Linked DNA regions of Mus musculus: region 2 is linked to region 1. A link is a loop called in an ENCODE intact Hi-C map of the cell type or tissue named here. Cell type or tissue: left cerebral cortex. All regions are shown on one strand. Each heading gives the region's core, and the rest is flanking DNA. Links, peaks and the distances in the headings are about the cores only. Region 1 holds the start of n-TKctt29 (a tRNA gene). Region 2 overlaps Ms4a2 (membrane-spanning 4-domains, subfamily A, member 2).

Region 1 (15,657 bases), core at 4,617-12,616:
GTCTGTCTCTCCGTCTAAATTCAGTCAGGCTTCTCAAAGCCACTTCTCCAATAGGCCTCGACCCTTGGCAACACAAAACTGAAAGAGAGCTGGAAGGGAGGAGTGACCCAGCCTGGTGACCCAGGGATAGAGGTCAAGAAAGCATTTGAGGGAAGTCAAAGTGCCTGGTGGGGGAGGGAGTGGGGGAGGGGGGTAGGAGGCCTTTAAGAATGACAGTGAGGTGAAGGAAGCACTGGAGAGATAGATAGATCATTGGTTAGGACTTTTTGCAGAGGACCCAGATTCAGGTCCCAGAAGCCACATGGTGGCTCATAACCATCCAAAGCTCCAGTTTCATAGAATCCAATGACCACTGCTGGCCTCCACGAGCATCAGGTATGCATGTGGTACAAACACAGTTGATCCAGTCGAAACACCCATACATGTAAAATAAATATAAATTAATAAATAAATTTTTGAACAATGACAGTGGGGGCTGTAGAGATGGCTCAGCAGTAAAAACTTACTGATTTATCATGAGGACTGGAATTTCCATTACAGCCCCCTTATACGCCAACTTAAGGGGATCAGACACACGCCCTCTGCTGGCCTGTATAGGCAACTGCACACATGCTGCATGCGCAACACAGAGAATCAGAATTTAAGATGAAAATAAATCTTTTAAAAATTGAAATTGCGCAGGATATTTTTTAAAGGAAGAAAATGAGGTAGAGGAGGAAGAGGAGATAGAGTAATGACTAACTTACTGAAGATCGTAGTGCCCGGTACGTTAGTTTGTGCATTCGTTACTTTGTGCTAACAAGGTGCCTGGCGAGGACAGTTTGAGGAAGGAATGGTCCGTTTTGGTTTGCAGTGCAAGAGTAGATTTCCATCTGGTAGGGCAGGCATGGTGGCGGGAGCCTGAGGAGAGCAGCCACGATGCATCTGAAGTCGGGACACAGAGAGTGGTTGATGTCAGCGCTTGGCTGACTTTCTCCTTTTTATTCAGCTTGGGACCCCAGCTAGGTGTATTCTCTCCCCTCAATTAACCTGTTATTAACACCCTCAATTAGTTCCCTCATACAGGTGTTTCCATGATGATTCTAAATCCCATCAAACTGATGATCGAAATCAATCATTAGAGTTCACTCTGTGCCATTGTGACAGGATGCCTCAGCCTTAGATAATTTACAGTGAACAAAAATGTATTGGGCTCGTATTGTACAGACTGGGATGCCCAAGATCCAGGTGTCCCATCTGGTGTCATGACTAGCTGTTTCAAACCCCTTTATAACCAATATTACTGTGTTCACTTATGGCCTAAGCATCTCCCAGTAGACCCCCATATAGGAAGTGCTATTGCACTAGGAACCGATTTTCAAACACGTGGACTTTAGGGATGCATTAAAACTGCAACCAGAAAAGAACAAAAGCAAAGCAAAAATATATGGTGGCCGTGGGGACCAAGTCTAAGGGTGCTTTCAGGGGGTGGGAGATGAAGAACTGTGTGACGCCTACATTTTGAGAAGTTATTCTGGTTGTTTGTCAAGTATTGAATGAAGTAGGACAAGACCAGATATGGAGGCACTACTCAAGTCCAAGCATGAGATAGCAGACGCCTTCCAGGAATGAGAAGTGCTCAATGAATCTGCTGCTTACAAAAGTGCTTACAGCTCTGGCAATGGTCTGGGTGATGCAAATAAAGAAAAAAGATCAATGTGTTTGTAGCCAAGCTACGGAGTTTCTCCAGAAGACGACTCTGATGCTCATTTTGGACAGTTTATGCTGATTTGGATTATGTCCACCCCAAAGTCGTATGTTGAAATCACAACTGAACCCCAAATTGAGATTTTATTGAAAAAGAGGGCCTTTAGAAAGGTGTCCAAGTTAAGGTGTAGTCACTAAAATGCACTCTGACCCATTATAATTGGTTCTCTTATCAAAAGGGTAGTTGGGACACAGAAACACACGTAAAGGAAAGACAATGTTACCTGACATTGTCATTGTTCATTGTCTTGTGTAGAGAGACATATTGTGGAGGTATCAAGGCTTTCCTGTCCTGCCTAGGAGAGGCAATCTCCCAGCAGACTTCCTGGTCCTTTGACCTTTACAAGATTTCTCTCTCCTGTTCTTTGATGTTCCTTGAACTTCAGGTGTGAGAGCTGTGTTGGAGCCGTATCCACTGGGGCTGGGGTCCCTACGGTTAATTACTGTATTTGACCAGTTGTGGTTTTCTGTAAGGGTCTCCATCTGCTGCAAAGAGAAGCATCTTTGACAAGGGTGAAAACTCTATGGTTATAGAGACAGGTGTTTAGAATTGGTTAGGAATTATGCTGGCCTAGTAAAATGGTATCGTTAGATTCCCCTCTAAAATCTAAGATCTTACTAGTCTCAGGTAGGAAAAATCTGATGGGGTTCTAGCCCTAGACAGAAAAACTACAGGCTGCTTATGACTACTGAGAAAAAGAGAAAGAGGCTCCCTGTATTTGCTTATCCAGTGACAAAGCAGTCACTCCCAAAATGGTATACAAACAACAGCAAACATACTCAGTGTTGTATTTATATATATATATATATGCGTAAATCTGTGTGTGTGTGTGTGTGTGTGTGTGAGAGAGAGAGAGAGAGAGAGAGAGAGAGAGAGAGAGAGAGAGAGAGAGAGATTTCATGAAAAGGAAAGAAAAAGTGTAAGTATAAAGAAGAAAGAGAATCCAAAGAAATGAGCCCACCGCACCTATATCTGACATATTTGGCAGTTAGCAGTTTCCAAAAAAATGTCTACAAGGGAAAACAGACCAAAATAGTCCTCAAACTGTGTCAAGTGTGCCTGCCAGAGTATTAGCAAAGATGTTAAGTCTGCTGACTCGGTGGAGAGTCAGTTCACCAAACCCTCCTGAGAATCATACAAGAGGTTATCCCCCACGTTTGCAGAGAGGAAAACAGGGACAGGACACATAGGTAACTCCCTCAAGGGTCACACCCAGACTCTAGCTAGGAACTCTGCCCCGGCCATACACTCAGAGAAGCTGACCAGCCAAGTGCTGAGATACGTGGCTGGTTGTGATTCATCTGTCCACCCACCCCAAGGGTTCAGGGACCTTCTCTGAAGAGGAAGCAGGAAGAACACATGATGTAGGCTTCTGCACGTGACAGTCACTGCGCACTCACTCACGAACGCTGCAGTTTTACCAAAGTAGGCGATTGCCTGCGTGAACTGCACTAAGACCCTCCCCACCCCAATCCCAGCACGGAGACCCTCCCCACCCCAGCCCCGCCACGGAGACCCTCCCCACCCCAGCCCCGCCACGGAGACCCTCCCCACCCCAGCCCCGCCACGGAGACCCTCCCCACCCCAGCCCCGCCACGGAGACCCTCCCCACCCCAATCCCACCACGGAGACCCTCCCCACCCCAGGGAGAACAGGCTTTGCAAACACGTTTCCCAACTTTGTTATTTGTCTTCTGATATTCAGTGCCAATACAGAAATTGAAAGTTTTTACGCCGTTAAATTCGCCATCCTTTTAGTTATCATTTACCGGCTTTTAAATTTTCTGCTTGGAAAAATCTGTTCTTATTTTGAAATTACGCTCTAAAAATTGTGCTGTTTGTTCCTGATGACCACGTAACAAAACACTTCTAATGTTTAAATCTTCGGTCCATGTGAAATTTCTGCTACTAAGTGCACCGTAAGGGGACGCACTTGTGAAGAACAATAATGAGATACTTCTAGGAGTCACAAAAGAAACTTCTGACTATTAAAAATGAAAGGGAGGATTTTTAATCTCTTCCCTTGCGCCTGACAATAATTTCTCAATATGTACTTGTATATCAATAAGATCAATATGAGGCTTGTAATTAATCAGCACTGATAGTAGCAACTTTTTAATTATTTTAAAGCAGAGATTGTAGGCGTGCTTCATCAGGCAATGGAAGCAACTTTTAAAAGTGGCCCAAGGCGAATCAGACACCCAAGACCTACTATTTGAAAGCCACGCAGGCACCAGGAGACACAATCCCCTCACCGGCACATCCCAGAAGAGGCCACAAGGGGGCAGTCACACCGGCAGCGGACCGGCAATAGCTCGCGCACAAAATCCAAATTCTCCGGGGAGGGGAGGGGGGGGGGGGAATTACACTGAAATAGCTTTAATAACGAAAGAAAAGTTACACTGGTTCCACTGGGGCTCGAACCCAGGACCTTCTGCGTGTAAAGCAGACGTGATAACCGCTACACTATGGAACCACGTGCCACAATGGTCTTCTCAGATTGGATAATGAAAATAGAAAACTTTGATTAAAAACTAGTCTGGTAACAACGAAAAGTTTGTAATCTGCCCTTAAAGAAGTATTTCAAAATAAACACAGATTTTTCTAAACGCCGAAAACAAACGGGTGCTTTCAAAAGGAGACTTCAAAGTACCGTTTAGATGCGTCAGAAACAAAATTAGATAACCTAGACAGGCTACAGCAATAACTACCTGAAAAAAATTAACTAGCACACCACGTGGTTCCACTGGGGCTCGAACCCAGGACCTTCTGCGTGTAAAGCAGACGTGATAACCGCTACACTATGGAACCGGGCGGAGGAGTCGCATGCCATATCAACTAACTACATGTAGAACTGTGGTGACGCTGGGACTTGGAATCAAGATGTTTTTGTACCTTGCGCAGAGAACTTCCAACAGGACCTGGGGTTTCTAGTGGCGCCGCTCCGCTCGCTCCCGGCTGCTCGCTTCCGGCTGCACACTCCACGGTTAATGGAGGAAGAGAGAGCTCGTCCCCCCGAGTCGACGCTCCTGCTCTGATGTAGACAGTACGGAGACAGAAACACACCTGGCTCTGTGGCGCAATGGATAGCGCATTGGACTTCTAGACAAATGGAGGCATTCAAAGGTTGTGGGTTCGAGTCCCACCAGAGTCGCTTTTATTTTAATAAGAGAGTTATAACGCAAGAACAAAAGACCGGAGTTAGGAAGAAGGAAAAGTGTACCGAAGTCCATGAGTATTAAAACATCCTGCCTGACATGCCCATTAAAATAAAAAAGGAAAGTTATCGCCGTCGTTTCAAGTGTCCGTCACCATAGAAGAATCAGTAATCTTGGTACTACCACCAGCGAGCTTTCTCAGTCACTTTCCAGCGTCAATCACATTGCTATTGTATGCGGAAATGAAGTAATGAGCGAGGTATAATCAGGGTTACGAACCTCCCTCCCCTGTGACTTTGTTTTTCATTGTTTTGTTTTATATGAGTAAAAAATATTATTTTACGGTTCTTTGAAAACTTTTAAATCTTGCAGTATTGCTCCAGTTGCTGGTAAATAAAATCTAGCTCTTTCAGGTACCAGAATGGCCGAGTGGTTAAGGCGTTGGACTTAAGATCCAATGGATTTATATCCGCGTGGGTTCGAACCCCACTTCTGGTAAATGTGTTTTTCCTTTTATATTCTCCTAGCACCTATGACGTTAGGACCCAAACAAAGAGCCGAGGACACGAGGTAGAGAAAAACACGACACAACAGCTTTACGTTCCAGACCCAGCCACATGCCGAGTGTCTTTCTGAAAGCTAGAAAACTGGCGTGCGGCGAGTTTAAAAATTAAAATGTATAAGGAAAATATTTTAAAAGGAAAAAATAAAAAACAGGGTCTTTAACTGTAAGGTGTGACAGAAGAGAGAAACTGCAGAAAAATAAACAGGACGCTCAATCATCTGAAGGTGTTTTAGATAGGCTGCGGTGAGCACAAAGACAGGGCAGACTGAATATCCCCCCCAACCCTTCAGCGGCTAACCAAACATCTCTGCGGGCCATCTGTTAGGATCAATCCAGACTTGGGCAAACCACGGGGCATTCGAAAGTAGGATGGGGAGCGGCTAAACGGAATGCAGCTCGGGTTGCGTCTCTACAGGTAGCAAGAGTGGCCTCGTTGCCCTGGAGCCTGACACTCTGGTCTGCGCTGGGGACAGCCGGCACGGATCTGCCCGCTCTGCTTCACCCTGCGCGGACTCCACATCCTTTGTGAATCACACTCTCTCCCACTGGGCGTGGCGGTCAGTCCAGAGGTTCGAAGGGCAACACGCATGAGGCTCCTGATTCCTCTGAAACTGACCGCCTGGCCAGGCAGCCCCTCTCCAGGAGTCACGGTGTTAGCATTCTCAATTGAACTCGACAGCAGATGTTTAGGGTCCCATAAGTTCTTTGTAAGAAGTGCCTAACTCGTTTGCGGTTATCTAATACCTGCGATCGTCCCTCAGAGCGCGACTGGGGGCTAGGGAAGGCGGTCGGTTCGACCCTACACAGGACCAAGCCTCACAAGCTTGCCGAGATCCTGAACTCAGTGTACGCTCAAGAAATGTCGAATGCAAACCTCAGTTCAAGCTATACACCCACAAGGCGCTCTAGCGTGCCAAACAAACAAAAAACCCGGAATCAGAAAAAAAAAAAAAAAAAAAAAAATGTCTCCAACAGCTCAGGAGGCCTGACCATAGGGTACAAAATATGGGGCGTTCCTCTCGTGAAATGCACAAAATAGAAACCTCCAGTAACTGTAATCTTTATAGGCTACATATGATGAGAGAGGAGAAAGATATACTTGATTTCACCATAACTGCTTATCGTGATTTTTTTTTTTTTTTTTTTTTTTTTAGTAGTAAAGACTAAAGGTTTTCAACTACTTGGAAAGAATTAGGACTCTAGGCCTAATTTTAACTGTGGATAGACTTTGAAGAAAGGACTCGCTAAGAGCCCGGATAGCTCAGTCGGTAGAGCATCAGACTTTTAATCTGAGGGTCCAGGGTTCAAGTCCCTGTTCGGGCGGAAGTTGTTTTAGGCTCCTGTATTTCCGGTATGACTAAATAAGTGAAAGACCTTCAATATAGACCCAACCTACCCTTATTTGAAGGGGGCAATTTATAAGAATGAGTACAGACGTCATGCGGCTGGGTTTTGCTTGGAAAGTGGTTGTTACATGACATTGTGTGAGATTTTTGTATTCAAAACATCTGTAGGTATACAACCAGAAAACACTGTACATCAGTAGTCTCGAAGAATGTCTCCTGATGCCTCTTATTAAAGGCGAAGCTTGGGAACTAGGCTACTAAATCTGTATTTCAAATGAAGACACAGAATGTATAGTCTCCACTTAGGACTACGTTCTTAGCCAGATTTCCTGTGCTCTCTGATGGGCCCCGACTTAGCAAGAGACTTGGCTGTGTAGGCAAATACTTCCAGGACTAGCTTCAAACCTGTCATTGAAACTTGAAAGCTTAGCAAAGGGACAACATAAGGTGGCGATTGGGGGAACAGACCCAAGAGGTCAGCTGGTGCAGCAGGCATGTGTTGTATGGGCATATCTCCCGAGCCAAGTTGCCACCATCTTCGTGAGTTCAACTATATCTCATCACAGCTGAACTTGCTGACTGTTGTTCTCCTAGAAAAGGAGGCAGGGATCTTTGAATTTCCAATCACCCCACCCCATCGGTTATATACAACTCTGCGAATGACTTCAGAAAGAAGATAGAGCATACAGCTGGAAGAGATTAGTGGAACGGGCTCCACATTACAGGGCCATTGAGGAGCCAGGCTGGGTTCCAAGCAATGCGACTGCTTTGGGGGTCACCCATGCTCCTGCCCATAACCCTCATCCAAGATCTCTAAATAACCCTAATAAGTTCATTGGTTCCCTGGGGTGAACTTTGATGCAATCGGTTTTTGGTTTGCCATAATACTCTGTCGACGTGTCAGCTTCCACCGTGTAAGATTTTGAGCCATGTATCCCAGCTAGGATCCTATGTTTCTTTGCCTCTCTTTCCAAAGAGAATCTTTGTGTCTTCACAAGGATGGCTATTGTACTGGGAAGGAAATAACAAAAGACAGAAATAACAAAATAAAACTTTGCTGAAACCCGGGATCGAACCAGGGACCTTTAGATCTTCAGTCTAACGCTCTCCCAACTGAGCTATTTCAGCACAGATAATAAGCCCCCGTCCCCACTCTAAAGCAAATTTAAAGTTAAAAAAAATTCAGGTCACTTCACCTCCAATTTTTGAATTTTTAATTTTATTTTTAAAGGTGTACTATTTTTAGTTCTGCAATTTTAAGAACAGTAACAAAATTAATTCCTGTCAGGTCAAGGTGTGTCCTGGGTTACCTTCGTTTAGTTTCTACCCTTTCTCTACCCTTATCCAGGGTCCCAAAGAGTACCTAGTGTGTATAGCTTGGTCTCACGGTCCCATTCATCCCTCAACGTGTGCTGGAAGGTCGACTTGCTCATAATTCTTTTTCTTTTTTTTTTTCTTTTTTTAATTTTAAACTCCAGATTTTATTCTTTTCCCGGCCCACTTCCCATACCTCCTCCCCGCTCCCCTGTCTCCATGAGGATGTCCTCACCCCCACCCCCGCCACCCCCACCTCCACCCCACCAGACCTCTAAACTCCCTGGGGCCTCCAGTCTCCTGAGGGTTAGGTGCATCTTCTCTGACTAAGCCCAGACCCAGCAGTCCTCTACTGTATATGTGGTGGAGGCCTCATATCAGCTGGTATATGCTGCCTGGTTGGTGGTCCAGTATCTGAGAGATCTCAGGGGTCCAGGTTTATTGAAACTGCTGGTCCTCCTACCGGGTCGCCCTCCTCCTCAGCTTCGTCCATCTTTCTCCTGATTCAACCACAGGGGGGCAGCAGCTTCTGTCCATTGGTTGGGTGCAAATATTTGCATCTGATTCTTTCAGCTGCTTGTTGGGTCTTTCGCAAGGCTTTCATGCTAGGTCCCGTTTTGTGAGTGCTCCATAGCCTCCGTAACAGTGTCAGGTCTTGGGGGTGATCATAATTCTTAAACGCAGTAACCAATTTGCTCTCAATCACCCAAATTTGCCCGAGGCCTAAAAGGTCAGGGTCGCGATAAACTTCAGTGTTTAATTTGTCAACTTCGAGCGAAGGGCGCATGCAAACTATAGCTGAAAGGAGGCAGCAGGAAAGTAAAAGGGAAGCAGTCAGTGCTCTGCATCAGCCTGTCCTGAAAAGGATGAGAGTGAGGAGCGATGATAATGACTTTGTACAACTCTAGTTGGATATGTACTTTGGGTTTCACATATATATGAACTGCATTCTGATTGTTGTAACCCCCTTAGCCTCTCAGGTCTCCCTCCCAGCCCACCAGTTAATCTCTCTCCCACATTCATGTATTCTGAGTTTGTTGTTTTGTGTTTCGGTTTGGTTGCCGGTTTTGAGACCTGGTCTGTGTGACCAGGGACATAGAACTCTTACAACTTAGTGGGTGCCTTGGTGGCTACAGAACTGAAGTCAATGAATGTCTCTTCCCCCAGAATCCGATCATGGTGACTTTCAGAGAGCCCAATCTCACCCTGCTGTCCCCTCTTCCTTGGATGAGTGACCAGAGAGCCATTCCTTTAGCAAATACCAACCAACCAAGTCTTGGGGCCATAGGCCTGTGATTTTGAGTGTCCATGCTTCTTTGAAACATCCGTTTCGGTATATGTTTTTGTTTTATTTGGATTGGATTGAACTGCATTTCATCACTAGAGTAAAAGCTCTTAGTAATTATCACATAACACCAGCTTTCCTGTGGATTCTACTAAGCTCGTTTAGTTATCACAGGAAGGCAAGATAACTGTTCCTTTACTTCTGAGGAGGCTGTCAGTGAGGACGAGGCGGTCATTGCGGGATCGGTGTGGACCCTGCGTGAAGCGTCCTTGTGAGCCAGGTGAAGACCCGGCCTCACTCTCGAGTTCCACCTCCATCTCTGCTGTCCTTAGAGGGCGCCTGTCTCATTCTGTTCGCATTGAGGAGGTCGGCTTCATTCACAGCCCACCTGAATCAAGGAAGACTCAATCTGCATTAAACAAGCGGTGTCTTCTCCTCCCAGGGAAAACTATTTCACCTCAGGGCTTGCAAACTTATTGTGCTTACAAGCCAAGTTCTTAAAAATCCTGCAGGAAAATGGATGAGACTGTATGAATTTGACGTGGACGTGCCCTGACTCTTAGATTTGTACCAGCCCTTAAGTGCCCCCTTTTCCCACTAACAGACATCTCTACCTCGGCTTCACCATCTCCCAGTAATCAGGAGCACTTTTCATAACAGGAGAAGTTGGACCTGGTGTGAAGAGGCAAGCTGCTCTACGTGGGGTTTCAGTTCCCAGAGAAGCATTTTTTTTTCCCTGAGGACGGGGTAGGACAAATATAGGGAAACCGAGAGGCAGCCGCGCGCGCGTGACCGAGGCAAAGCGGTTGCTGGCGTGTATCTCGAACTTTCGAGCTCTTTCCCAAGAATGCGTCGAGCTTGTGGTGTGCTCGCCAGAATTTTAACATTTCTTTCTTTAGCCAGACATGTCTGGCACCCTAAATCTAATTGTCCTAATTACTTTTTTAAAAGAAAAATAGCAGCGCCCGAACAGGGACTTGAACCCTGGACCCTCAGATTAAAAGTCTGATGCTCTACCGACTGAGCTATCCGGGCTCATGGCTGCTTGGCTCAGCTCTGTATGTGAAGACTCCTATCACTTTTTCTGTGCTAGTAATGTAAAGGATTACTAGGCCCCTCCTTCGTGTCTCATATAATTTCTAGGTAGAGATCGCGTGAAAGCGGGAAGAAAACAAAATGGATTTATGGAGTGGTGCGTTTGCCTATCGTCTGGATACAGACTTCTTAAATATGCCGCTCACTTAGAAGTTTGTTCCCTTCACTGTAAACCCTGAGTTCTGCAAGTGTATGAAATGAGCAGAAGCCTCTTGCTAACAGTTGCCACACTACACGTTTCTTTCCCTAAACTCAAACTGAAACCAGGGGTTATGCCATCAGGACGCCCTTTCTTTCAACACACAATTTTCGATTCCTCCTACCCATCCCGGGTGCCCAGCTCAAACAAATACAAGTACGCAGCACAACATCTAAGAGGAGCCCACCTATCATACCAGAAGTCCGAGCCTAACCAACCCCCGCCCCCACTTGCCACGGTCAGGAGCCCGACCTTGCGCACGCGCAGCTTCTACGCCAAGGGCTCTCTGTACCTACTCGCTCCTCTGATAACACAGCATTTTATTTTCATAGCATATCTTGCTACAGTCATTCAGTCCTCTGGGCCTTTGCTCTTCTCTTACCAAATAGAATGTCACCTCCCGTTCTGTTCCTTATTCCCAAACACGTGGGAAAGAGGAAAAATAATCCCTGTTTTGCTGCTTTCTCAGATGACGTTCTTTTAACAAAAGGAAAAAGCAAGAGAAAACAAGTGTATTAACACGTGAATTTCACAGAGACACGGAAGAGATACCCAGAGAGTGGGTGATTCTTCAAGAAACGGCCCTAAGTTCTAGTATATATAGCACCTTCAACAAGTAATAATAATAATTAATAATAATAAAATATTTTAGGATGAGTGACAAGAAAAAGGGAAAGGAGCTCGTGTCTCCAGAAGAACGCATCGTGGAAACGTAGATATATAGGAAATTAATGGTAGATAAAGATAGCTAAGGAAGTCTGTTGGGTAGATTCCTCTGGTCCAATCTGCAAGCCAATAAGAGTTTATCTTTAGTTGTCCAACCTTTGTCCTTCGAGACAGAGAGGGGCGGAGAGAAACCTTTGTGCGTGTATGTCCTGCTTTGCATTGGTTGCTGAATTTCCTGACTCAAAATAACCTTTATGCCAAAGCAGTATGGGTGTGACGTGGTCTCCTCCCTATTACACACTGGAGACTGTAGATGAAGTGCCATCTTCTCTGGGGTGCTCCCTGTGACAGCTGGCAAAGCTTCATCCTGCAGAGTGGGTGGATAAAGGCATCTAAACTATGCCTTCTAAGTTGAGTGAGGTCATTCATTTGTCTTCTATGCCCTTTGTGCTTGGGTCACACTGCTTCTCACCGGTTTCCTCCCTCCACCTTGAACTGAAACATGGCCAGGGCAAAGGTGCAACATTCCTTAGGCATGAACGATGCCCATTTTATTAAAAGATCCCAACCTTCCCCTTACCTGTGTGCAAGAGATGCTGAAGCAAACTGTCACGTTGCTCCAGATCCCCAGAACTGATTGGACACAGAGACAGAGATGAAAATAGAATTGGAAGCAGAGATATATTTTAAGAATTTAGTTCAAACAGTTGTGGGTGTTTTACATTCAGAATGCTATCTCTTGAACATAGCCTGGCTATTGAGTTCATGAGCTCACTGCAGCAGTGATTACCCACACAAGGCCTGCTCGAAATCAAGACAGCCTAAAATCCCATGCCAGACAGATCGGTGATCTCCAGGCCCTACACCACACTGAAATAATCAGCAGTGGGTTCTTGCTGGAGGAGGGGAAATCAAACTTCACTGAAGATGTGGTCACTGGGAGGTTTCCCATGCTCTAGTGCATGAGCCCTCACACTCATGCACACAACCCACTGGACTTACTGGGAGGGAGGGAGGGAGGGAGGGAGGGAGGGAGGGAAGGAGGGAGGGAGGGAGGGAAGGAGGGAGGGAGGGATGTGAAAACTTGGGTGGGAATGGGTTGGAGGGATATAGAGTTGGAAAGGGAAATGGAGGATAGGTATGATCATATTTCATTGTATGCATACAGGATATCCTCAAAAATTTAAAAAAAAAAAAAAAAAAAAAAAAGGAAAGTTCTGTAGGGCAGACTGGCAGTCTAAATAGCTACAAATTCTTGGATGTAATGAAGCAGTCTCAATTCCAAGCACAGGAGGAGGGCAGTCAGCCAAAGATCCAGGCAGGTATTCCTGAACCTGAGGTCTTAGAATTCCTTTCTCATTAGAAATTCATTTTTGCTCTTAAGGGCTTCAAATGAGCGCATGGAGCAAACCACATCCGGAGACTAATTGGCCTTGCTTGAAGTGGGCTGAATTGAATATCATTTCTAGTTTTTACTTTTTTAAAGTTACATTTATTTATGCATGGATGGGGGGGTGTGCACACATACCACAGTGCCTATGTGAGGGTCAGGGTACAGTTTTCTCCTTCCACCAAGTGAAACCTGGGAAATAAGGCCGGATCAGGCTTGGCAGAAAGCACCTTACCCACTCAGCCATTTTGCTGACCCTGTTATCTCTTTTAAAAGCACACCACACACACACACACACACACACACACACACACACACACACACACCACAATAACATCTAGACTGGTGTTTAACCAGTCACTATCACACAGCCAACTTGACGCATAAAACTACTCCTGACTCATGTGACGTCCATCATCCAAAGTTTGAACTGTCCAGTTTATTGGATGGCCATTTTGATTTTTTTCTAGCCATCACTTATTTGAGTTTCAAGAGTCTCTGACTGAGACTCATCTTTCCATCCAAGAACCTAATGATGTGGTGAATAAGGCACCTTATCGTCTAGCCTCTTGGCAGACTAACAGGTTGGGAAGTGTAAGAGTCGGTTTACCGGAAGCTTCGGGGTTTGCTGGATCTGATTCTTCTCAGCCCGTGCTTCAGCCTGGTACCCGAATACACGGGAGGCTCTGCTTACTCCACTGAGCGTTGCTTCATTGCTTGACGCATCACCGTAGCACGTTTTGGGTTTGTCTGTTGTTTTGTATTAGAATCCAATCCAAAGCCTTCAGAATCTCTCGTTTCCTACCACAGTCCGGTAGAGCTTAGGTGGTCAGCTTAAGTCAGTTTATCTCGAGTGCTTGGTGTCTGGGTATCTTTGCTGGGACACAAAGTGAATGAACATTGAACTGGGACAGGAGGCTGTGTAATGGTGGTTTTCAATGTGGCAAATGAAAATACAGGGCACCCAGTTACAACCGAATTTCACGGAAACAACGATACTTGCTTTATATGTTCCTCGCAAAATTTGGGACACTGCTTATTCTAAAGGGTCATTTCTCTGAAATTCACATTTAATCGGGAGTGCTTCATTTGGAGTGATAGCGCTAGAGTAGACCTAAACCAGAAAAGGACTCCTTCGTTTTCTGTACTCCATCCGGGTCCTACTTATTGTTAGCTCAGATGGACAAGCCTCTGTGCAAAAAGGGTCCAGACTGTGACCTGAGCTTCTGAACACAACCTGAGAAGCCTGAGCTGGAGCCCCAAATCAGCTGGCAGGCTCTGTTCAGAGTAAACCAGGCGACACACGCTGACCTCAAAGGGTAAGGACACAGATGTCTACATAAGGGAGTATTACAAGTGGAGTTAACAAGGAAATTCAATTAGATACACGTGGTTGTGTTGCCGTATAAAATCACTGCCGAAACCCGGGATCGAACCAGGGACCTTTAGATCTTCAGTCTAACGCTCTCCCAACTGAGCTATTTCGGCTGTGCTTGAAAAGGTTTTTTTAAATCTGGTAATTATAATGAGGAAATACATTTTAGCGGTACTAAGTCAGCTAAATTTGGCCAAGAATATACAAAAGTAACGAAGTTTTTTTACTACTTTATTTCTCTTTCTTTAGGACCCTATTTACAACCTGAGATCCATTGCTTCTCAAGTGACATCTTTTAACTGTCCTACAATTTGCTTCTCTCCGTTAAAAAAAATACTCAATTTTTTTTCTTAAACTCAAAAAACATTTTAAAGTAATGAATATTGCCTACAGCCTAGGCGGTGCTCGGATACTGAGCTATAGCCACAGTCCAAATCATGAATTTTTGAGCTTGGAATTCAATTTTGAGACTGTAATTACAATTGCATGCTTATTAATTCATGCACAGAATTGACTGTATAGGTACAACAGAAGCTAGTTACACACACACACACACACACACACACACACACACACATCATACATCATACACATACACATCACACACACACACAGATTTCATGTTGTAAAACACTGTTGTAATGATTAGATACACACATACTAATTTTTTTTAAAGATTTTTTTTTTTTAATGTGACTACACTGTCACTGTCTTCATACATACCAGAAGAGGGCATTGGATCCCATTACAGATGGTTGTGAGCCACCATGTGGTTGCTGGGAATTGAACTCAGGACCTCTGGAAGAGCAGTCAGTGCTCTTAACCGAGGAGTCATCTCTGCAGTCCAATTTTTTTTTTTTTTTTTTTTTGAGGGAAGCCAATTTTAAAAGGTTAAGGTGTGACCTTCAGTTTATTTTGAGTTTTGGGTTTGGTATATTTTTACAGATATCGGTTTGAATGTCAGATATATTTACAAAATGTCTGGAAAAGGACGGGAAGAACTAGATTGTAAGCTGCCCTGTTTGATTTCCACTAACAACACACACACACTCATTCACACACACACACTCACACACACCTCTCACACACACACTCACACACTCTCATACACACTCTCACACACTCACACATACACACACACATTCATACTCACACACACTCACACACACACTCTCACACACACTCATACACACATATTCACACACACTCACACATACACTCACACACTCTCTCACACACACTTACACACACACATACACTCACACACGCTTGCCATTTGCAAACTCTTCACATGATCCAGACTCCGTGTTACCGCAGTAGGAGTTGCAGGACCCTTTCAAACTGGAAGTCAGCTGTGAGTTAATGCTATCCCTAACAAGCTGGGTCTACCCCACCTGTCTCCCATTTCACAGCAGTACATTCCTTGCATGCATTTCATTTGAAAGTGACTTAAGTTCCCTAAAGCTAGCTAGAATAATCCAGTGTTTCATACTGAGTTGATTCATAAGAAAGGGGAAC
Region 2 (15,657 bases), core at 1,458-9,457, 400 kb after region 1:
TTTAACATGATATACACTTTTCTGTGTAGATATATTTCCACCCTCAATAATAATGGGGTTATTTTAGAGACATAAAGCTTTGTGAAAAGACGACATCATCTGGTTGATGAGTACATTCACCTGCACAGGTATCGCTCAGTGGTTTGCCAATTGGTGAGTAGTAGGCAATAGAGAACATTATCAAACCATTCAGTCTAGTGAGATGGATAGGTACATTCAGGGATACTGTGAGTATCCTTTAGTAAGACACATGGGAAGAATGAAGAATAAACTGATGAAGACTTGAGCTAGAAGGTAGTCAATGGGAATGACAAGAAATGATTGTGTATAACACATGTACGTAAATATCTACCAAAAGTTGGTAGAGATTGGCATGTTTGCCTAGAATCTCAGCACAAGGCCAGCCTCTGTTACATAGTGAGTTAGAGGCCAGCCTGGCTATATGATATCCTACATCAAAGGACCAAAGGAGAAATTGGTTCAAGTTGTTAATACCTTAAAGGATAGTTAAACAAACAGCAGTTTGATATATTCAGTGTTTGATTCTTTAATAAAACTAAATGAATAACATTGAGGGGGAGGGAAGCAGTAATGTAGAAGTCTGGATGGTGGAAGAGTAGTAGAGACAACTTAAAACTCAGTTTTAGACTTTTGTTCTGAGATGGGTATAAGAGTGATCATTAAATAAGGAGGGAAGACACCAGGAGAATTATTTTGAGATAGAACTAAGGCAGTCAAACTCCACATGCCTACACTTAGAAGGGGAAAGTAAGGATCAAAAGTAGAAACCCTAACAAGTCAGGTAAGCATATTACAGAACATTAACCAGCAGATGCCTATAGTGGGGAAAAGTTAGACAAAGCGAAAATAATTACCCACCAGAGACCGTGCATGTAGGCTTGGGAAAGACAAGAGAAAATAGCAACTCCAAATGAATGCTAACTCTGAAGAGGGTGTGGGCAGAGGACCAGAACATTTGCAAAGGTGCCCAGAGAGCAGACCATGAATAGAAGGTAGTGAGGAAAAACAAACAAACAAACAAACAAACACCCCCAAAACAGCTGAGAAAATGATTTTGTTGCTCCTATTAAGATTTTTAAAAGAAACAAAAAGAGATGTTGAAAAATCTGTTTGCTGGGATCAGTTGGTGTGTTCTCCATGTGTCCAAGGGACAGGTAACTTTTCTAAATCTTCATGTAAGGCTCGCCTCATTTACATCCGTCTCTCCACACAGCCATATCCTCAATTCACAGTTACTCTATCACGGTAGTAAACTGTGCGTGTGATCTCCTTATGTATCTTCAGGCAGTGTTTATCCAGTAAATCAGAGTTATTTAACTTGATATTTGTATTAGCAAATGAAGTTGAAAGAATATGAGGGAAGTCTTGAGGAAGAAAATCGATGGTGGATATGATCATATTTCACTGTACACATTTGTAAAGTTCTCAGAAATAAAGAAAACTCATTTTAAAAAGAACCATGTACATTAAAACAATTGATTAAATGGTGCCAAGGACAAAGAACAGTTTCTGGAGTCTTCTTCCTCAGTCTTTTCCCAGTGGAATTGTATGTAAATAACTCTGAAGGCAGAAAACAGGACATTGTACTACCTATCACACGTTGTTTGTTAACAAATTGGGTAAGCAGGGTGTGAATATGTTATTAACATGGATCATGTATTAGCATGGAACTGATGCTAATTCAAGTGCTATATGAACTGGAGAAAGTGGCTTCTTTTGGTGAACCTGTATCATGCAGGGTTCATTCAAGAGGTACAACCAACAAGAGTCTATGATAGACAGATGGATAGGTGTAAGAAATGAAATATAAATGGACAATTCTCCAAACCAGAGGTACACGAGATAGATGTAAATTTATCAGCCCTTAAATAGGTAGGTGACATTGGGCTCTGTCTTTTCCAGCAGCTGGTGCCTGCTTGCTTGGGTACTTTTAGTTTGTCTTACAGCTAAAACATTACAGTCTGCTACATGACTGAGCCCGTGTATAAGGAAGGAAGAGGGATTTTTGAGATCCAGCATGTATATTAGATAAGATTCTGAGTTCTCAGAGTGCAGAACTTAAACCAGAAAAGGAAAAAAAAAAACCAAACTAAACAAATAAGCTGGTGGGTTTGAGTAAGAACAATACTGGGAACATTGCTCTCCACAGACACATCCAGCCAATGGTGAAGACAGGCAGCAGAGGATTCTGTTTAGGAATATAAAAGCCATGTGTCAGCTACATTGACCTTTCTCTGTTGGTGATTCATTCGGTAGGAGCGAAAAACAAAACTGCCAGACTTTTGTTACTTGAAGTGAACTTTTATTGGAAAGTTGGGGCCTTGTTTCTCAATAGAGAGAGAGATACAGAAGAGGGTTAATTAGGGGTGCCAACTCAAATGGTTTCAGAGGCTATGTAGTCACATTACAGGGTGTCTGCAGCCTGGAGACCCTGGAACACCAGTAGCGTGGTTTAGTCTAAATTCCAAGCCTCCAGAATCAAGGAAGCTTGTGGTGTATTCTGTTTGAGGTCAAAGACCTTAACTTTTGGAGACACCAGCCAAGCCTAGGAGTGCACAGCCTTCAAATCCCTTCCCTTACTATAACCCAGGACATATCAGGCACTCCACAATTTGCTTACAGTAGGTCACTATCTTTTCAGCTACATTCCAGTCAGTCAACTAAATGAGCTGTTAGTGCCCTCCCTAACCCCCAACCTAAAACATTATATTCAGCCGATCTGGGTAGAGAGCTCATTTTGATAAATATACGCAGCGCCAAATCCAACCATTCTTTAGCTATCTTCCTGTGCACACTTAAACATCTGTTCCCACACAATATTTTTGAGACTTCCGCTCTGTAATAACAATGTAGAAAACCCAAGCAGTTGTTTTTCTTTTCCCAGACGCCAGCGGATTGTGCTGCTTTAAATGCCTAGATTTTTATTAACACAGTATTTATTTACTTATTTTTATTTTATGTGTGTGTTGTCTCTGTGTTAAGGTCAGACTGAGACATCTGTTATCTCCCTCTATTGCTGTCCACCTCATTGCCGTGAGACAGGCTCTCCTGCTGAGCTGGCAATTATGTTCACCTAGGCTGTTTGGCTAGCCATCTTGGCAGCAACAGCAATTCATGCAAGCCTGGCCACGGCAAAGCTCATCCCCTCCCACCCCTCAAGAACAAATATGTTTTCATTATGTGTACATTTTTTTCTTTTCTCTCTCTTTTTCCCCTGACAAATCTCTCCTGATATGATACATGATATTTGATTACACGCTATAAATTACATCCAGAACATTAGCCAAACTATTATGAGAAATACCAACCTGCTCATGTAGCCCATTTACTATATGGTAGAATATGGAATGAGAAAGGTTCATCTGGCCTCACAGGGAAAAAAAAGTGAGCATGAGGATTAGATAATGTTTTCTAAGTTCTTACTGGTGATCTGTGTATCCCCTTCTTTCCTACCTATCAGTCACTGCATTAAAAACTTTACCATAGAGAGGGAAATTCAGGATGCCATGGGGCCTCAGGAAGGAAACAGATGCTTGTCCCTAGAGGGAAGGGTTTCTGGCTGGCACTGAGGAGGTTAGTGTGAAGAGAAGAAGAAAAATGGTGAGCACCAAGCTTCCAGGTAGTCTTTCTTCTGTGTCTTTGTGAAAATGTCCTGCGGCATTTGTGAAGTTGCATAATGCCTGTCCAACTTTTACATCTTGGGCTGGTTTTATGTGTTCATTATAATGATGGTGAAGATAATTCTACTTCCTGTTTAGAAAAGGTGTTCCTGTAGATTATTCCAAAAGAGGAACCACATTGAAAAGCAATGTTATCTCTCCTGGTTCTTTTCCTTTCTTAGTCATAACTTGATTAGATATATAATCTCATGTTTTTATATGATCTTTTGCCTTTTTTCTCTTTTATTTCTCATTTGTTCATAGTATAGGACATAAGTATGTCCCCTCATGTTCTAAAATATTTAATATTTAAGCACTATCATGTTATGATTAAGCATCTTTTCTGGTGGTGTTCTTCCAATCAAAGGGTGGTCTGGGGGCGCCTCAGGCAGTTAAGTGCCTATGTCACAAGCAGGCAGACTTGATTTCAGCTTATCCAGAACCCATATAAAATATCCATGCCCATGGCACATACATACAACATGGAGGAGCTGGGAATGCTGAGATAAGAGGGACTTTGGAGCTTATTGTCCAGCCAGTGTAGTCAAATTGATGAGCTCCAGGTCTGGTGAGACAGCCTGACTCAAAATATAGGGTGTGTCAGTGTTGGTAGGTTTACATGGGAAGGATGATCTATCAAAGAAAGAGAGCCACTATAGGATGAATTCAGGCTTCTCAGCGGCTGTGGGGGGTGGGGGAGAGGGGAGGAAAGCTTCTGAGGTGCTGAACCCTGAGAACAGCACCCTTGAAGCTCTGTTTATTGTTACACAAAATGTACTTTTAGCAAGTCAATTTCCACATACCAAAACTTCTTATCTGATCTAGGGGTTATCATCACCTAAGCAAGTCTCAGCTGTGGTTCACCAGGTCGTCTCTGACCTAAGATAAGCAAAGGCTCTGAGAAACCTTCCAAGGGATAGCCTCATAAAATCTCAGATAACCATCACTGACAAAGGCTATATTAAAGGTTAGGTGCCTTCACTCCAGAGTCCTGCCAGATTCAAAGGTTCCACCCCTGAAATTCTGTAACAGGTGGACAGTGATTGATGAAGATCTCAACATTGGCCTCTGGCCTCTGCATTCATGCATAGTTGTGTACTGCTGCACATGTGCACTCCCACAGAGAAGGAGGAGGAGGGGAAGGAGGAAAAGAAAGAGGAGGAGTAGAAGGCACCTTTGATAGTCTGGGGCCAATTAGAAAACTCAGAGTAGATTTATTAGGGTATGTTTAACATCTTGAAGTATAAATGATAAATAGTAACAGAAATTTGAGATGGCATCTGAGGCTTGAGTTCATCCTGGGGAAGGACAAATTTGGAATGGGTTTGTTTCCTGGAGAAAGTGTGGTTTAACTACTTGAAAGAAGTGTGTAGATTTATCCAGGCTGGAATGCGTCTGCAGTTAAGTAACAAATTATTTGCAGTGGGTGATCAGTAGTAGTGTCACTGCTGTGTAGTGAATGTTTGGGGCAAGTCGGGGCTATGCTCTTCAGAGTGCATGAGGTTTACAGGAAGGAAAAGCACACAGCCACAGGAGGCTGGCTGTCTCCAGATAGCCCACGGATTGTCAATAGAACCCGCATGAAGCTGGTCGCATCAGTGAGCGTCTGCTCTTCTTGACCAGAAGGTATCTGCATTACAAATTTGAGGATGCAGGCTTGGAATGGACATGCTGTGGGCCTGTGCCTGGTGCCAGAGAGCACAGGAATCCTCTTGCTGTTACAACAACTCTTTTGCTCCCTCTACTGGGAAGCTTAACACATTGTTCCCTTTACAGGAGAACTGCTTAAATTGCCTTAAAAGGCAATTTCAGAATCGGCTAACACAAACAACATATATTTTGTTTACTGTTCGACATCCAGCACCAAAATCTATTCTTGTGTCTGAAAAGCATTATACAATGATTATTGTATTTTAGTTTATTAAACAGTTTTCTTAATAACGAGCATACAAAAAGTCATGTCATAAGTACTACTTTCTACAATGATTTATTAGATTTCTTTATATGGGGATTTTGTATTGGAGATTGATTCTAGGACCTGACACAGGGAAGGCAAACACTATACCCTGAGTTGTATTTTCAGTCTTCATTTTAATTTTTATTTTGAACCAGGATCTCATTGAATTGTCCAGTCTGGCCTTATATTTATTCTCTAGCCCAGACAGGCTTTGAACTTGTAAGGCTTAAGCCTTCCGAATATCTAGTATTATAGGCAAATATCATCAGGTCCATCTGATGTAAGGACCTGTTAGTCATTTCTATTAGAAGATATGAATGTGGATGTTATGTCTGCAATCACAATTTCAACATTTAGCAATAGGACTAAATTACTATTTTATGCTAAACTGTATTCCTTAGTGCATCTATCTGTACCATCAGCCAGGCACAGAGAGAATAACACTGTGTGAACATCATGTCCTTATCTAAGAAAGCAAACTTGGAGGACAGAAAGAAGCCAAGTTATGGTGGCCAGAAGTCCTAAGGGTATGAAATGAAGAACTACTTGTCTAAGGAATGTAAAGTTTCAGCAACATAAGATGAATAATGTTTAGAATCGTATTGTATACTCTGGTCATCATTTCCCAAATAAAATATGTTTAGAAACTTAAAATAGAAGATTTTAAATATCTCATTAAAATCAGTTGACTAGATGGGTACTTTATTTATCCTCATAAGTCATCCCAGAGACATCAAAGCTCAACATACTCCAATATGTACATAATTATCATTTGCCAATTAAGATAACAGAAACACGATACATTATTTTGTTTAGAATGCACCAGACTTTCTTCACAATTTAACAAGTGTAAACTTGATTAAATCATTTTATTATGTAACAAAAATGCATTACGGAAACATGATGAAAAGCTTCGGAGATGAGGCTGAGTTGAAAGCTGTTCTAATCATGAAATCCTAATGAACAATACATTTCTCATTTTCGTTTTTCCTATTTTTATTGGATATTTTCTTTATTTACATTTCAGATGTTATCCCCTTTCTCGGTTCCCCCCTCCCCCCGAGACTCCCTATCCCATCCTCCTTTCCCCTGCTTCTATGAGGGTGCCCCCCTTCCCATCCTTGCATTCCCCTACACTGGGGCATCACATTTCTCATTTCCTTATTTGTCTTCCTTAAGAGGTCTAGAATTATTTTTTTGCATGCCACTCTGATTCTAGCATCTAGGAAAAAACTCTGAAATTGGTGAGTAAATCTCAGCCCAGTGACTGAATAAATAAAATGTTTCCAGAAGTCAGGACTTCAACTGTGTGGCAGAAAATATTTCCCTCCTACATTTAAAGCTGAACATACGGAAGCACCCCGTGAGGCTTTGCTGGTAACATCAGATTCATTTAACCTCTCGTTCAAATCACCCAGAACTGTCAGTCACACAGAAGAGGCAGGGAAAACATTTCACTCATTCTTGTACACCATTTCTCTAAAGGCATCCTGACTGACCAAAGATGAATATGAGGACATGCTTGTCTGTTTCAGGCAGGCCTCTCTGCACAGGTATATGACTGGTCATCTTGCAGAATCATGTATGTGAGGCTGTAGGCAGGCTTCTAGATGCAAGTCCGAAGATGGTGGGATGAGAGCAAGTCAGCCACCAGGTGGTAAATACAGTAACTGAGACCACGGAACTAGATTCATCTCAGTTCCTTGACTTTAGTTTCCTACTTTGTGTCTGCTTCTATATTTCTGAAGTAAGAGGAATAAATAAAATTTCCTCAGCATTTGACAGGCCTTCTTCTGCAGCCCCTGGAAGAGGAGAGTTGAGCTAAAACCAAGTTGAAAATTGTTGGCAATCAGACACGTCTATGGACAGCTAGAAGTGACTTCAGAACAATTAGGCATCTTTACAGCCAGCCCTCGAAGGACCCAGGTACAAGAGTTGTAGGAGGAATGGCACCTGCGACCTCTGTGTTGTTGATTCCGTGTCACCTCACCTCCAACCCCCAAGGGCAGGCAGGGTTGGGCATCGAGTAGTCCGGGGCACAGGCAGCAAAGAATCACACTTCCAGACTTTGGCCAGGGCCTTTTCTCTTTGGGTCTTGTGATCTAGAGGATATGTTTGGAACTTGGACTTCCATTTCTTACATTCCTCAGTATGAATTTATTTTTAGGGTAGGAATTATTTGTGATCATTTAAAGTACAGTAGACTTCTGTGTTGATGTGTGCCCCTCTTTCCTTGGATGCAAAGTAACCTGTTGGAACCCTGGTAGGCTTGGTTCAAGCATTTTCTATTGCATTGTAATCAGTTACACAAACCTAGAAACTTAAATAAACCCCCACATCTTTATTGACACTCAGCATCCATGTGTCAAGATAGGGATATAGTTTTGTCAAGTGCTTGCTTATAAGTTGTAGGCTATGCTTGTGCTGTTGGATGGATTGCCGTGTCCTATAGTGATTCTGGTTCTCTTTCATGATCACAGGGCAGAATTCATTTCTTTACTGGTTTAGAATGAATGGTAGTGTACTTTGAGAAAACAGGGAAGCAAAGATGTCAAGTTCTTTTGAGTTTTTTTTTCTTTGAATTGGCACACCTAATTATTCTAGGTTCATGTATAATAATATCCTCTATGATAGAATCAAAGTCAACTGATCATTATGGCGATTAATCATTTTTGTGTGAGGGCTGGAGAGACAGCTCAGCAGTTAAGAGGACTGACTGCTCTTCCAAAGGTCCTGAGTTCAAATCCCAGCAGCCACATGGTGGCTCACAACCATCCATAATGAGATCTGATGCCCTTTTCTGGTGCATCTGAAGACAGCTACAGTGTACTTAGATATAATAATAAATAAATCTTTAAAAACATATTTTTTTGTGTGAACTTAATCAGATCTGCAACCAATGAAGAGAGATTCTGGAGGGCAGTCTTTAAGGGGATTTCAAAGGAGGATTAACTGGATGGAGAATACTCTCCCTGATTGTAAGTGGGCAATATCTTCCCACAGCAATACAGAAATAGAGGGTTGGAAAGAAGAGGTGCTGCCACCTGCTGGTGTAGTTTTGCACATCGGCTCTGTTATTATTGCTGCTGCTCCCATTATTGGCTGCCAAACTGAACCCAACTTCTTTGGCCTTCCAACATAGACTAAAGATTAGCAGATCTCCAGGAATCCCCCAGGCTTTCAGTGCCAGATTGAGACTGTGAAGACATCAAGCTTCATGGGCTGAGTGACTCGTCTCCTCTGCACTGTTTAACTGCTTAGCTGGGATCATGTAAACTCATCTAATAACTTCCCTTTGCAATATATAAATATATGTATATATAATACATACACATTCATTCTCTCAGTTCTGCTCCTCTAGAGAATTCTGGCTAAGACATTGACCATCTCACAGAAGTGGTATCACATTTTATACACAGGTGTGCCCCACACAAATGAAGAGAAAATATTAGTGAAGAGTGTTGAATGACATCCTGACATTAATGGTGGCACAATGACTAAAGAAAAGCTGCTCTTTCCACAATCCCTGTTTCAAAATATGCCACCTCATAGAACATTCCATGATGTTGAGAATTCTAGAGGTTTCTAGATTTTACTCCAACATCTTGTTACAATAAATTTCTCTGGGATACTGAAAACACATCAGGAATCCATCTTCTCTTTCAGTCTGGGCACATCTGGCCATTGTTTTACTATGAGACCTGCAGAAGATTCTTCTGGCTTGAAATCAGGAAATGGGATGAAGTAGATGGTGCAAAAAGTATGCCAATTGTATCCTACAGAGTTTGATGACTTCTGAGTGAAGTGGCTAGTAAGCCCCAGAGCTGCTCACTAACCTTATGACCCCTGGATCCAGAGGGACAGGCACAAGTCATAGCCAATAATAAAATAATAGTTTCTGGTGTGTCACTTGTGTGTCAGCAGGTGGCAGAGAGGAAAGAGGCTAGGTCTATACTAGGTCTACACTAGGTCTGCACTCAGTGTTCTGAGCTTTGAACATCTGAATGATTAGTAGCCTAACATTCCTTGAAAAAAGTGAGCCTGAAATGATCACCAGTCTGATGCCAGGCAGGACTGGATGGGTTCCCAGGGTGGAGAGCACGACAGAGACTAGAAGGACCCCACATGGGACTGTACACCCTGGGAAAGAGTAAGCCTGTGATAGAAGAAGGAATAACTGGGAGGTAGGGGTCAAGGAGTGTGCCTAAGATGACCACAAGACTGGTGTCATGGGGCTTGGACATGCATCCAGCCTGAAATGATCATCAGTTGGATGCCCCACACGTGTGATCCTGTAGACCGTGACCGAGATGATTCCTGTCTGGTTCCATAGTGCATAACTGAGGCTTGGCATTCCTGAGACCACTCCTGAGATGCTCAGGTGCTCAGAGACCCCTGGCACCACCAAAAGGAGCAAGCAAGTGGAGGAGAAATTGAAGAGAAAGAGAAACAGAAGGGTGTGGGCACAATGGAGAGAAGCAGAGCTGGAGACTCCAGGGTAGTGAGGAACAGCCAGATGTGAGTGCCAGTGATGCCACTTGGGACCATGGTGGGGTCCTGGCCTGTGCAGCTGCCATGGACCACATCTGGGTCTGAGGCCCTACAGCAGCAGAAGTCTGTCACGAGTGAAGGCTAAGCAGATGTCTCTGGTCTGGGCTGCTGATTGGGGACATCTTGATATCTGAGGTCTCATCTGAGCATCTTGAGAGAGTTGGCTCTGGTGGGCTAAGAGCAGGAAAGCTGACTTCGCCCCTAGCCAGCTCAAGTTCTCAAAAGAGTAGGGCCCACACTTGAGGAGTTGCAGGTGAGCAGCCTTCAAGGATAGGAGCATAGGAGTCTCCCTTGTGTGGCAGGAACAAGGAAGAGACAGCCTCCTCCTACCTCTCCCCTCACCACCTTTGGCAGGTAGAAGACCTGGCCCTGGGATCATGAGAGCTGGAGAGCTAGACTTACCCCCACCCCCAGATGCAGCACTTAGGGTGAGACCTGCACCTCACCTGGTCAGCACAGTAGAGCTGACCCGGATGTGGGGTCTGCCAGTGAGTGGGCCCCAAGGGTGTAAACATGTCTGCAACTAGCTTGCCATGAGACAGAGTGGGTGATGGAGAGATACCTTCTCCCTCCCTCTTCCTTTGCCATCTATGGCAGGTGGGAGAGCTGGCCCCAGGGTTCTGAGAGTGTGAGAAGTGGTCCTGTCCCTCACTGGCATTTGCCAGTGAGCTGCACCAAGGGCCTGAGAGCTTGTGATCTGACAAGCTCATAAACTTCTCAGGCCCAGGTTCAGGGCTTTGAATTGACCCACCCCAATATCTACCTCATCGATGAACAGCTGGAGTGTATGAAGGGAGTGGTCCTATAGATCCAAAGCTATAAGATCTCCATGACACAGGGCAACAGGATATCTGAGAGGAGTCCCAGTGAGGTTTCAGTATTGATAGAATAGCAGAAGTCAGAGGTCTCATACCAGACCAAGAATCATTGCAACAGATATTTTCAAGCAAATAAATTTAGACAAAAGGGAATACTGTGGGATACACTGTGACACACTACAGCTTCCACAATGAGATTTTTTTTTCTTTGCTGGGGGGAGATGGCAAGGGTGGAGGACAGGTACCAGAGGAGGGGGAGGTAAGTGGGGCTGTGGTACATGATGTGAAATTTGCAAAGAATCAATAAAAGAAAAAAAAACAGTGCCCATGAGACCATTGGGTATTCATGTCTATTTTTGCCCCCCCTTTTTTGATTGGAAGTGTTTCCTGGTAACTGTCTAACTACCAAAGAAAAACTTAGTTGTATTCTAATAGTGATCTAGATTTTTGAGCTTTGCAGAAATCATTAAATATTTTGTTAAGTTCATTGATTAAAGCCTTTATAAATGTAGCATATTATTTATTTACCTGTAGATTTTAGTTTTTAACCCCATGCATGATCCCTCTAGCATGGAGTAGTTACAGAGCTGAGAAAAGCTACTCTGACTGACATTCTACTTAACACCACAAGATCACTGGCCTTGGGGAATATGACGTCTAACTCTGTTCATCTTCCTTGTTCCATCTCTGCCACAACTTTCATGACTCATAAGTTTGGGAAGAACGGAAGTTTTTGCTTGGTTTTGTGATACTCATATCATTGTGGGCCAAGATGGAATGTGCAGAACTCCACTGACACTAAGTCAGGATCTGAAGGCAATGCTATCCTTCGCAGACGCAAACCAGCTCGGAAGAAGAACACCTTTGTCAGTTTTCATAACAACTTGGTTCACTCTGTCCATTGGCACCCAATAGACACGTAAGCATAATGCACACTGAGGATCAGATCAGAAATTAGGGTCTCTGAGATGCTCAGCAGGTTCAGCTCTGCCACTGAATGTGTATTCTAGATCTAGGATAATTAGAGAGACACAAAATTCAAACCAGTGATAAAAATGTCAGTGCTGTCATGATGATATTTTATGGGAAGGAAAAGTAACCTACAAGTCTCCCAGAACTGGTCCAATTAGTCATTTTCCTGGTTACTGGAAGTCTATGAAAAAGGAAGTAAAGGCACATTCACATGTCCAGACTGTAAGCGCCACTTCCTGTGCAGTGAGCACAGAAGAAGGAAGGGCTGGGACAGTTAGAACTTCACAAGAAGGAACCAAGGATCAGACTGAGAAAACCCATAGTTAAAGCTCTTGGGGTTTCTGAGAGCTCAGCTGGAAGTGACTGGGTGACAAGGCGCACAGGCTCAGGTAGGCAACCCTGAAGAGAAATTCCTTTGTACAGCACTCTATTTCTGGGACTGCACTGTAAGAGATTGCTGGTGCTTATGGAAGCAATAGAGACACTGGGACACTTCAGAACTAAATGGGCAAACGGAATGGGTATTGGGTTTATATCGGTCCTGGCTGGTTTTAGTTCCATGATCTTGGTGGTCACTGTCCTAAGGTCATGTAATTAACAAAAGCAGAGCTCTTGTACCTGCAAAGGCTTTTAAGCCATTCACTAATTAGGCAGTCTAAGGTCTGAGAGTGGAACAGAAAAGAGAGGCAAACTGAGCTCAGAAACCAATTCCACAGGCAACTTGGTTCTTCCTAACAAGGGCACAGTTCTAATCTTGAACCTCAGGTTACAACTCCAGGGCTTCTCACTCTGCATTCAGGTGCTTCTCCACACTGAGGAGACTTAGACACAGGCTGCCGCAGGCAGGTGGGAAAATAGGGTGAGGAACCAGAGACAGAGACAGCTGGGATCCAGCACCCAACTGTGTGTAGGCAACTGGTTAATAACAAAAACTTTAAATATCTATTTAGCATCAAGCCTATGTCATTATAAAATCATGTGTTATTTTCACACATGAATCAAAATTTACCTCTGAAATTCTTTTTTGATTATGACATTACTAACAAATAGAATTACTGTGAGGGTTCTAAACTATGATGAAATATGCTGGAAATAACACTATGAGACAAACAATGAACAAATAGCTCTCAGTAGTTTGAGTAGTAGCATAAATTGGAAAAGATTGAAGATCAAATTTTAATTATATCTCAAGACTGGTAGAACAACCTGAGGATAAAACTCATCAGAATAAGGGACAGTGCACTCAAACATGATAGCAACTAGGAAATTAATGCTACATTTTGAAAGTCTTTTTATTATAGCTCTTTGTGTGTATATGTGTGTATGCATGCAGGTGAATGTGTGTTAAGGCAAATCTGCAGGTCACAGACAGCTTGCAATGAATCTCTCCTGCTACATGGGTCCAGCAGATCGAACTCAGACCTTCAGGCTTGAAGTCAAATGCCTTTATTTGCTGAGTCATTTCAACAGTTCCAATCTACAAGTTTTATGTAAACATTTGGCTCTGTTCACTGGGATCAGTGGGAGTTGTCATGTTATGTATATATTCATTGTCTAAAAACAACCCTCTATCTCAAGCAGAAAAAAAAAATCCTTCTGAATCTAAGGTTTGGGATTTTACATTTTCTTTAGTCTTCTAGTTTCTTCCCTTGGAGGATAAGTCAAGAATGCAGTAAGGTACTCACCTACAGATTTGAGAGTGGGAAGATGGGTGTGCAGTTCTTTGTAAGAGCTAAGTCCATTTTCTCTTCCAGCCGTGGAAGCTCCATCATGATTCCACAAGTAGTGACCAGTGAGACTGTCACAGTGATTTCACCAAATGGAATCAGCTTTCCCCAAACAGACAAACCCCAGCCTTCCCACCAGAGCCAAGACAGCCTGAAGAAACATCTAAAGGCTGAGATCAAAGTGATGGCGGTAAATTCCACACAGAACACCCTGGGGTGGTTGGAGGGCAGAGGGAGAGGCTCTATGTATTAGGACCAGAGATAAATTTAGGGGTGGGAAGCCTTAAGTTTTGACAGAGTGATCACAGAGTGGTCTGTAGACTGGTGGAAGCCCCTTGGAATGCTGCTTACATCTCTAAGACTTTCCACAAACTGGCAAGTATTTACCCTGTTTTAACATGCTTGCGCTGTAATTCAATGACCTTATTCCAGCAGCCATTGAGATTTTGTTCTTTTTTATCATTATTATTTTTGGATAGTACTTGCTAAGTATTTTATTTATGAAAACATTTGTAGCTACATTCTATGTGCTCATTGAGTACAGAACATCCTTCTCCTCTTTAGTGAGAAGAGATGATAAAAAAAAAAAAAAGACCATTGGTTCATTTCTCTGTGCTCCTCCAGGACATACTAACAAGACTTTTAGGTACAGGGAGATGAGAAAGAACATATATTTTGTGCTATGAGGAAAGATGAAGGTGTTTTGTCAGTGTTGTTTCTACGAAACACACTGCATGGGCCTCTGTGTTACTCAGTCCCAAAACTTAATGGAACTGATGGTCTTAGCTTAGACATACATTTAATTCTCTGGATTTCTTTGAAGCTCATGTAACAAAACATTTATAAATTTGCTTAATCAAAATTACAACTGTTGTGAGTCTTGAGGTAAAGAAGGGCATCAGGAAGATAAAATTTCCCTTTTAATATAGAGGCAAGGGATTACCAGACCGGACACCGGGACTGAAGGTGCTGTGGAGCAGGGCAGAGAGGCTAGTCCTATGTGGTGTTCTGTGGGATCTGCATGATGTGTGGAGAGGTTTCCACATTCCAGTTCTCAGTGAGTGGGCTTTCAGATACCTCTTCATCCCACAAGAGGGAGCAGGAGACTTCCTAACTATGCACTGAAGTTCAGCCCCAGCCAGAAGATGCCAGAAGGGGTCATGAGCATGACAGAAATAATTGAAGGTGACTCAACATTCTAGCAGAACTACATCTCCACCAGAATGAGCTTTCCTCTCTCACTGCAGAACTTGTACAGTGTCTGTGTGCTCACTGGGATGTTGTAGATGACAATGCCTAGGCACCATGGGAAAAGTGGAGAGGTCCTTCTTGTCATTGCTGCTTTAATCACCATCTCCCTTCTCTCAACAGGCAATCCAGATCATGTGTGCTGTGATGGTGTTGGCTCTGGGAATCATTTTGGCATCTGTTCCCTCCAATCTACACTTTACCTCAGTGTTTTCCATCCTGTTAGAATCTGGCTACCCATTTGTAGGAGCTTTGTTTGTAAGTAGGACTTCTGTGGGGAATAAGATGGCAAGGCTACAGAAGGGGGTTTTTAACCCAGCTGCATTTCTGTATACTGTGAAAAAGAGGTCAATGGTAGACTTTGTTCTTCTGTCTGTTATCAGAGAAGGTCTTAGTGTGGAAGGGCAGTTATGTCATCTTGAAGGTATTTTCATGTAGCTCAAATAAATATTTCTTGTCAATATTACACTTTCATGACATCTCTTGAGCTCATGAGTTTAGTGGCTTCCTGGCTTTAGGGAAAAGTCTAGGAAGTGGCACCCAAATGATCTAGAACTTCCTGTATCGTGCAAGGTCATACAGTGGACTGCACTGCGGAAAGGAACACTTTCGTTTTTAGGATCTGACATTGTTGGAGGCATTCAGGGTGATAGACTGGATATTCCTCTGAGCCTGCTTCATGTTTGGGGTAAGGAGGTAATGAA

The links. A loop is a pair of places that touch in the nucleus more often than their neighbours do. Peaks named below come from ENCODE experiments on the same cell type or tissue, not always from the same donor. Only the 100,000 strongest peaks of a DNase experiment are listed, where the experiment ranks them.
Region 2: a loop joins it to region 1, with 5 times the contacts of the local background. A loop is called at or near these places in 8 of 42 quality-filtered maps.

The regions. Positions count from the first base shown.
Region 1 is chr19:12,000,831-12,016,487 of GRCm38, reverse strand. It overlaps n-TKctt29 (a tRNA gene), which reads right to left and starts at 10,449; the gene lies at 10,377-10,449. n-TFgaa2 (a tRNA gene) reads right to left here and starts at 7,943; the gene lies at 7,871-7,943. It overlaps n-TKctt30 (a tRNA gene), which reads left to right and starts at 6,720; the gene lies at 6,720-6,792. n-TLtaa4 (a tRNA gene) reads left to right here and starts at 5,320; the gene lies at 5,320-5,402. It also overlaps n-TRtct1, n-TFgaa6, n-TVtac1, n-TVtac2 and Gm31151. In left cerebral cortex, for the core only: CTCF peaks have their summits at 8,646 (motif pointing right) and 9,751; DNase peaks (open chromatin) are centred at 10,419, 10,879, 11,684, 12,012 and 10 more places; H3K4me3 peaks cover 4,277 bases; H3K27ac peaks cover 4,978 bases.
Region 2 is chr19:11,601,384-11,617,040 of GRCm38, reverse strand. It overlaps Ms4a2 (membrane-spanning 4-domains, subfamily A, member 2), which reads left to right. Exons shown (of 7, transcript NM_013516.2): 7 at 1-1,521. Ms4a6d (membrane-spanning 4-domains, subfamily A, member 6D) reads left to right here and starts at 12,237. Exons shown (of 7, transcript NM_026835.2): 1 at 12,237-12,367; 2 at 13,733-13,895; 3 at 15,077-15,211. The coding sequence starts at 13,749. It also overlaps the pseudogene Gm24599. In left cerebral cortex, for the core only: CTCF peaks have their summits at 5,421 (motif pointing left) and 8,681 (motif pointing left); DNase peaks (open chromatin) are centred at 5,383 and 8,691.